Regions from separate parts of the Homo sapiens genome. Here regions 1 and 3 are each linked to region 2. A link is a contact called in ENCODE Hi-C or POLR2A ChIA-PET data. All regions are on one chromosome and are shown on one strand. Each heading gives the region's core, a stretch centred on a gene start or an enhancer-like site at or near the end of the contact. The rest is flanking DNA. Distances are from core to core; before and after follow the strand shown.

Region 1 (2,700 bases), core at 53-2,552, 150 kb after region 2:
ATGGCTTGTCCTCTCTGGGTTGACCCCATCTCCCCAGATCCATCTCCACAGTGGACTGAACAGGGGTAAGAAAAGGCAGTAACTGTAGAGACTTCAGGGAATCCCGCTTCTGAGCCCAGCCTTACCCTGATTTGCCACAAGGCCCTGGGTGGTCACTTTCATGCATGTAAAATGGGGCACCCTGCCCCACTCTCAGGGCTGGTGACGATCAGGGAAGAGAAACACTGTGGAAGAGGCCCCTTCTACACTTGGAACCAGGACCTGGAGGACAGCCAGGGCCCCTCTCTTCTAGGGACCCGCATACTAGAGTCCACAGGCAGCAAGGCAGGGTACCTGTGATTTGGTAGGGTCAAGGCATCTAGAAGAGAGGTGGCTTTGGGAAAGATCTGCTTCAACCTCCAATCTAAATGACAATACCGCCACCCCATATTTGCACAGTACTTTAAAAATTCGGGCAAGATAATGCCCAAACTGAATCAGACTTAGCTTTATGAACAGATTGGGCTCAAATCACTGATTCTTATTAGCTGTGTTGACTTTGGACACGCCATTTAACCTTTTCTGAGCCTCAGGTTCCCCAGCTATAAATAGGGACCTTACTAGTCTCAGACAATTGGTTTTCATGTGTACACACTGCCCCCACCCCTAGCCTCAGCTTCTCCATCCGAAAACAGGACTTTGATGGTGCCGTTTCACAGGCTGTTGAAGGGTCCCGCAGATGATGGAGGAGTACGGGTCCAGACACTAGAGCACAATCCGGAGAGGAAAAGTGACCTGCCAGGACCCACCAGAGTGGACGGCTTGGTGCGGGGAACCCCCTCCGCGGCCGCCCCAGGGCCAGCGAAGGGTCATTTCCTTCCGCATTCAGCCCCGCCGTCACCTCGCCTGTTTGCCCCCGCGTTAAGTGCGGCGGCGCCAGCAGCTGGGAAATCGGGGCCAGGCCGGATTTCCTCTGTGGACCTGCGGCTCCTAGAGCCACCGCGCCCCCCTCCGGACCCCGCGGGGCCGCGAACTGCACGTGCGGCGGCCGCTGGGATGGGCCTCGCTCCCACGGCGCTTCCTCTGCAACCCCTCTCCCTCCCGCCCTCTCATCCCCCCACACTGGGCCCCCGCCCCTTCCCGGCCGAGGTCCCAGGGTGGTGAAGATGCTTCGCCGCCCCACCCCACTCCGCCCCCGCCGGCTCCGGATAAACCGAGGCACGGGGCCAGGCGCTAGGACCCCACGGCCTCGCCAGAGGGGGGCGTGGCGGGGCGGGCCGGCGGGAGAGGTATTTAAATTGCAGCCGGAGCGCGGGGGCTCCGGTGGGGCAGCTGAGCGGCCTGCTCCTCCTCGGGCCGTGACCCCGGGGTCTGGCGCGGGGTGGGACCCGGGGGCGGGTTTGCGCAAAATGTGCCGAGACTGCCCGGGAGAGGAGCTGCGGCCGCGCTGAGCCAGGTAGGAGCCGCCGGGCAGGCGAGGCTGGCCGGCCCTCGGGGGGCGCACTGTCGCGCGCCTCTAGCGAGCGCAAGGCGGGGGCTGGTCCCAAGGGACGCCCCCCAAACACTCCCCTCCCGCCATCCCCACTGCGCGCGTGGAGCCGGGGCTGACCCTCCCTCGGTCCCTGGGAGTTCCCCAGCGCTCCTGTCTTGGCGGATCTTTCCCGCAAAGGGGTGAGGCCGGCCTTCCCATTTGACAGCTGGGAAAACAATGGCCTGAAGACCGTGACTTGCCCAGGAACACACAGCTAGGCAAGGGCAAACCGGAATTTGAATTCAGGTTTCCTGCAACGCTCCGATCCCAGCCAGGCGTGGGGCTGCCCATCCCACAGCACTAGATGGCCTGCCCATTTCTCGTAGTGGGGTAGGGGGCACCCACCGCTCTCCAAGGGGCTCTGAACCCAGCCTTCTTCATGGGTGGTAAGATGTGAGGGGCCCCCACCCCCACGCCGAGCTGCCTGAAATTCCGCCATCACAGCCACATTCCTTTGGGTTAAGGTCTAATTCCCCCGTGGGATGCACATGTCTCCAGAACGAGGCTTGCCCTTAGTGATTCACTGCTTGACAGGAACGTCCGCAGCAGCTCTCCCAGGACCCCACTCTGCCAGTAAGTCAGCTGAGGCCGAGAGGAGGGAGAGAGGACCTCAGAGGCCAGACTGTGAGCTAGTCTGCCCTGCTCCTGCGTGTGAGGGGTCGTTGGCAGGGCTTAGGGAAGGAGACCTTGATTTGGTATAGTGGGAACATTTGCTTTGGAGACAGATGAACTGGATTCTGATCGTGACCCTGCTATTTTCTCCTTGTGTGACTTTGGGTAAGTCACTTCTCTGAGCCTCCTTTTCTTCATGGGCAAAAAAAAGACAGTTCTATTGGGGGCAGTCGGCTCAGCATGTGCTGGAGAAAACACAGTATTCAGGTCATGTAGAACTGGATAAATCCCAGCTCCAAAGCCCTTATGAGCTGGGTAACTCTGGGGGTAAGTCACTTCACTTTCCGGAAACTGTTTTCTCATCCGTAAAATGGGAATTACAGTAATTTCCTCAATAGGTGATTGTGAGAATTAAATGAGATGATATAGGTCAAGTGCTTAGAAGACTAACATCCTTAAATGTAGGGGTGGGCTTATTGTGGTAGTAGTCATTGCCCCCCGTACCCCTGCTCTTTCTCTCTCACTCTCTCTCTCTCTCTCACACACACACACACACACACACACACACACACACACAC
Region 2 (2,700 bases), core at 47-2,546:
TTGCCTGCCAGAGCATGCAAACCTCACCTGTGAGTTTGGTAATAGCGTGACCCTGGCTCAATATTTTTCTTTTCTTTTCGTTTCCTTTTTTTTTTTTTTTTTTTTGTGACAGGGCCTCGTTCTGTCACCCAGGCTGGAGTGCAGTGGTGCCATCATGGTTCACCGCAGCCTCAACCTCTCAGGCTCAAGCAATCCTTACACCTTAGCCTCCTAAGTAGCTGGGACTACAGGCATGTGCCACCACACCAGGCGAATTTTTTTTTCTTTTTGTTAGAGACAGAGTCTCCTTATGTTGCCTAGGCTAGTCTCGAACTCCTGGGCTCAAGCAATGCTCCCACTGCAGCTTGCCAAAGTCCTGGGATTACAGGTGTGTGCCACTGTGCCTAGCTCGAGATTTTTCTTTAGTCCTCAGATGTGGCACTGCTTCTTGGGTGCAGAGGCATAGAAACCTTATATTTTCTTTCTAATCAGGGTTAACTCAGAGCTTAGACCTAAGAAAACCCAAAAGGCCTTGTATTCCAGCCCCTCCATTCACCACATAATGCTGACTCGCCAGAGCATTCCAAACAAAGCTGGCCCCTTCACACGCCCTTCCTTTCCTAGAAGTCTTTCTCCCTCTTTGCACGTATCTTTAGAAAGCTCTTCCTGGAATCTGTCATGCACTGAGAGGGGGAGGTGCTTTTTCATGTCTATGCCTTTGCTTTGTAAGTCTGCTATGCCCTTCCCCATCTTGTGCATCAGGGCAAACTCTTATTACTTCTTCAAATCCCAGCCCCAGGTCACTTCCTCCATGAAGCCTTCCTTGTGTTCCGCAGACTGAGTTGATTCCATTTCTCCCTTCCCCATCCCACATCACTACCACCACGGGTACTCCTGAGGGTAATACCCTGGCTGACTCATCTCTCCATCTCTACTGCCTGGTTCAGGGCTTGGCCAAGAGAGAAGGCATGAATGAATGAATGAATGAATGAGAAGGGAAGGAAGGAAGATCTCAGACCACTTTATACAGCAATAGCCCCTGTACCACCCTCTGCTATCTGACCCAGGTCCCTGATTTTTCTAAGCTCTTTTCTATTCCTGATCTTATTGGATCCTCATGGTGGCCCCAGTGTGGTTTAGGATAGGGACCCACACCCTGATTGGCAAATGAGGAAGCTGAGGTTCCAAGAGGAGAAGTGACTCTCATAAAGTTACCTCAGAACTCCTGTGGGAAACCCGGAACTGCCTCCTTCCTTCCTCTCTTTGTTTTCCTCAGCTCCTCCCACTGACTCATTTCCCTTAGGGCTACAAGAGCAGAGCTGAAATTCCTGGTGGGATATGAGGGATTTGGGAACCCTGGAAGTCGTTCCTGGGCAGTGAGGTGTGTGGATGAATACACGCAGGCTCCTCTGTGTGTGTGTGCGTGCTGGGGAGGCTTGGCACTGAGATGCCTCCTATGTCTCCCTCCCACCTCCTTCTCCTGAAAGGGGGATGGATGTCGTGTGTCCCTGCAGTGTCCAGGCAGGACTAGTCATATCAGCAGATATCGGGGGAGGGGTGGAGGCTGCAGTGAGCGGAGATCGCGCCACTGTACTCCAGCCTGTGTGACAGAACAAGACCCTGAGTTAAAAAAAAAAGAAAGAATATTATGTATTCTTGAAATTATATAGTAAGTATGATTGGAATGTTACATACCATTCTTATAGGGTATAAAGATAGTATAGTGTATTTCTATGATTACATTGTAATGCAAGAAATACACTAAAGTGTGTATTCGTTTGATTACATACATACTACTTTTTGTTACATGCTATATGATTCCAAGAATATTATATATTCTACATAATCTTAACATTATTTCAATATTATTATATTGATTATCAATAATATTATATACTATTAATATATAACTATATAATATTATAATATATATTTTATATATAATATATATTAATATATATTAATGTTAATATATTATATATTGTATATTATTATAATTATATTATATTATATATTATTAGAATCATATATTATATTATATTATATATTATTAGAATCATATAATATATAACATTTTGGGATTGGATATATTTCATAATTCCTTTGAAACCTTTACAAGTGTCAATAATGTGTTCCTTTATATTGCTATGCAGGATTTTATAGTATGGATATACTATGGTTTCTATACCTTTCACCTGTTGGAGAGCATCAGAGTTGTTTCCCCTTTTTGACTATTACAGATGATTATTATGAAGGTTTGTGTCCAGGTTTCGTGTGAATATGTCTTCATTTCTCTGGGATGAATGCCTAAGAGTGTGATTGCTGGGTTGTATGATGAGTGTATTGTTTAGTTTTATAACAAATTATAAGACTGTTTTCCAGAATGGCTGTGTCCTTTTGCATTCCCACCAGCTTTGCACAAGTGATCCACTTTCTCCACATTCTTGCCAGCATTTGGTGTTGTCACTATTTTTTATTTTAGCCGCTGTGGTAGGTATGTAGTGTTACATCATTGTGGTTTTAATTTGCATTTCACTGATGGCCAATTATGTGGAACATCTTTTAATGTGCTTATTTGCCTTTTGTATATTTTATTTGGTGAAATATCTGTTCATGTTTTTTTGCCCATATTCTGATTGAGATTTTGTTCTTTTTACTGCTGAGTTTTGAGAATTCTTTATACATACTACATATAGGTTCTTTGTTGGATGTGTGGTTTGC
Region 3 (2,700 bases), core at 115-2,614, 200 kb before region 2:
GCTGAACCACTCATTAAACAAATTGCTCTAAATGGCCTCAGTATCAAGGTGTGCTTTCTGTACCCTTAATCTGACTTTAATCCTGCAGAACCTCAGTCTTACCATGTTTAACAGCATTGCCATGTACGATATGCCTTTATCCTACACTGTATATATACTCTTTATGCAGAAGTATATCTAACTGAAAAGTATAAAAATATAATGGTGGAAAACAAATGAATTAAAAAATGTATCACGGCCGATAGCCCAGGTAACTGCAGGTGAAATGTAGCCAGAAGTCAGAATCTTGGGGCAAAATCAAGTATAGTCTTATGGGCTGTGCCTTCAAATGGTTTAGTTTTATACCCTCTTAAGGCAGAATCAAAGTTCTCTTAATGTTTTGGCAAGTGTTTTTCTTCCTGGAGGTTCATAAAAATAGGTGGAAGAATCAGTCTAATGGCTTGTTGGCATGCTAAGGGAAGGATGTCAAGTTGACATCCTTGGATACTTGGTTAAAAACTAAGGCTAGTAGGTGAAGAAAAACAACAGAATAGTTTTTGGTTTTAAATTTGTACAAAGGCTACTTATTGAATACTGGAAAAAATGACAACAGTGTTTTACCATCTTTGCATAAGAAAAAAATGATTTTCCTTTTGAAACTGTAGCTCAGGATTTAATCCTGAGTCACGTCATCATGTGGTAAAAACAATCTGGATTTTACAATAATTTATATAAAGCAAAAAAAGTCATAAAAATGCTAAATGATGCAGAGCTACAAATATGATGAAACATGAGCAGAGGGGTCAAATCAGATTTTTACTCCAGGCAGGTGTTAAGTTTGTGAAAAGTGATGCAATTTGTTATACATTCAAATGCAAATTAGAACTAGCTGCCTTACGATGAGATTTCACTGTCATTTTTTTAGCACCCTAATTTTTGTCGGTTCTGTAGGTTTCAAGTAGCAGAAACTTACATCTATTTCCTTCAGAAAATTAAGGAGCAGATATTTTAATATGCTTTATGTAAATAGGATTCTGATAATTTTAGCTTTAGTTAATGCAACACACTTCCCTGGGCACAACCATGACCTCTCTGAGAACTGGAAAATACTGCATAATTTTAAAAATCAGAGTGTAATGACATTCCCTGACAACTTCAAATAAGTTATGTGAGGAGGATGAACTATGGGTAGTCTAGACCACCAGTCATATTTGTCTAGCCGTAGAAACAGTGACAACTTAAAGATCTGCAAAGATCAGAGCAGAGCTGGCTGAAGGTGCAGCATTCTATACATGTCCTCATGGAGCTTCAGAAAGGTTATAAGATGACCCACTCATTCTGGTTGGCTGTGGCCATAGACAGACACCATAAATCCTGGGATGTGGTCAAGTACTGAACTGGGGGCAGGTCTGAGCTTGCTTATGATCCTCCGACTAGCCCTGGAACAGATAGTGAAGAACTACACAGAATCCCACAGCTAGCTCTCTCTCTTTCTCTCTCTTTTTTTACCTTTGAGAACCATCCATGAGATTAATACAATATTAATCAAATCTGACACAGCTGAGTGCTGGCTCACAGCTAACTATCTGGATATGGGGTTTTGTTGGCTCTTAGCTGACTGCATTATTTAATCAAATATTAAGAAAGGTATAATTCACATGCAACCCTTGGCAAAAAGAAAAGAAGGTTAATTTCTTATAACCAGCACAAACTGTTAACCTGTTAAGAAAAGCCCAACTGTTTCTGCATTTGAGGCATACACACACATCATCTCTGTTTCTTTATAAACTGGAGCGTGAAAGGAGGAGGGGGACAAATAAGATAAAGCCATGAGCTAAACACCCAGCAGGCCCTACTCCTTATTCTCTGTGTGGGTGGCAGCATTAGTCAGAAAGTCACTCCTCTGCTGTGATGGTCATGACATATTTGAACTTGTAGATCTTTAAGGATTTCCTTATTTATTCTGCCAGGTCTATGGTAGGTGCTTGTTTGTTTTCTTGGTGGAATGATTCATCAATGCTTCCTGAGAGGCTCAAACAGGATCACTGGCCAGATTCCAAAGAGAAACTGTTTGGGGACAAATTAGGACAAAATGAGAAAAGACAGAATTGTTCCATGTTATCCCTGAAAAAGAATGAGAAAGAATCCATGGGGCTATGACTATACGTAGGTTTGCTAGTGATTGTCCTGGTATTAGCAGCCTGAGCACAGTTTATTCCTTCTAGACTTGGACCAGATATCAGAGAGTATTTTTATTGAGTTTATTTACATTTATTAAGCTTTGACTTTGTCAAGCATGGAGCTGGGCATATAAATTATCTCTGATCTTTAAAATAACTCTGCAATGTAGTTATTAGCAGCTTAATTTTATTGTTGAAGAAACTAAGGCTTAAAGAGATTTGTCCAAGAACATGCAGTAGTAAATGAAAGATTCACAGCCTTTGGTTCCAAAGCCTGTGTTTGCTCCACTACCTCTCCAAACTCCCCTTTCTTCTTCCACCTCCATCCTATACTCCCAGTACCATACCCCCAACACACACACAGGACCTAGGAAGTGGACTTACCTTCACTTTTGGCCTATATCTCAGGTAAAGTGTTCTTGTATACAAACTGAAAGAAAAGTGGGAGGGGGAAAGCTTTTCAGATTCATTTTGAATTCATGCAAACTGGCGTACTGACAAACGTAACCATAGTGCTTCTGCATGTACGAAGCAAAAACAA

The links. A loop is a pair of places that touch in the nucleus more often than their neighbours do. ChIA-PET counts read pairs that join two places held with the same protein, here RNA polymerase II (POLR2A). Pooled maps may share reads with other maps.
Region 1: a loop to region 2 is called in a pooled map, with 2.8 times the contacts of the local background. The contact joins the promoter of LRRC32 here to the enhancer-like site in region 2. A Hi-C loop is called at or near these places in 1 of 50 pooled maps. POLR2A ChIA-PET finds 5 or more read pairs at or near these places in 2 of 52 experiments (A673 and activated CD4-positive, alpha-beta T cell).
Region 3: a loop to region 2 is called in a pooled map, with 2.3 times the contacts of the local background. The contact joins two enhancer-like sites. A Hi-C loop is called at or near these places in 6 of 168 maps with a recorded cell type or tissue (Calu3, GM23248, HCT116 and 3 more), 5 of 37 single-sample maps with no recorded cell type and 5 of 50 pooled maps. POLR2A ChIA-PET finds 5 or more read pairs at or near these places in 2 of 52 experiments (H1 and OCI-LY7).

The regions. Positions count from the first base shown.
Region 1 is chr11:76,669,349-76,672,048 of GRCh38, reverse strand. It overlaps LRRC32 (leucine rich repeat containing 32), which reads left to right and starts at 1,302. Exons shown (of 3, transcript NM_001128922.2): 1 at 1,302-1,435. RefSeq lists silencers at 1,158-1,357, 1,418-1,547.
Region 2 is chr11:76,822,372-76,825,071 of GRCh38, reverse strand. No RefSeq gene overlaps it. Among named protein-coding and RNA genes, the nearest start is that of ACER3, 37 kb to the left of the region's middle. RefSeq lists a cis regulatory region at 434-1,664. Within about 2 kb of position 1,296, at least 11 of the 41 ENCODE cell types and tissues checked have a DNase peak (open chromatin) inside an H3K27ac peak, as active enhancers do; they include HCT116, where a contact is called at or near this core.
Region 3 is chr11:77,019,620-77,022,319 of GRCh38, reverse strand. It overlaps ACER3 (alkaline ceramidase 3), which reads right to left. Exons shown (of 11, transcript NM_018367.7): 10 at 2,544-2,589; 11 at 1-2,046. The coding sequence ends at 1,993. The region is part of intron 1 of ACER3-AS1 (ACER antisense RNA 1); the gene reads left to right. Among named protein-coding and RNA genes, the nearest start is that of B3GNT6, 13 kb to the left of the region's middle. Within about 2 kb of position 1,364, at least 3 of the 41 ENCODE cell types and tissues checked have a DNase peak (open chromatin) inside an H3K27ac peak, as active enhancers do; they include HCT116, where a contact is called at or near this core.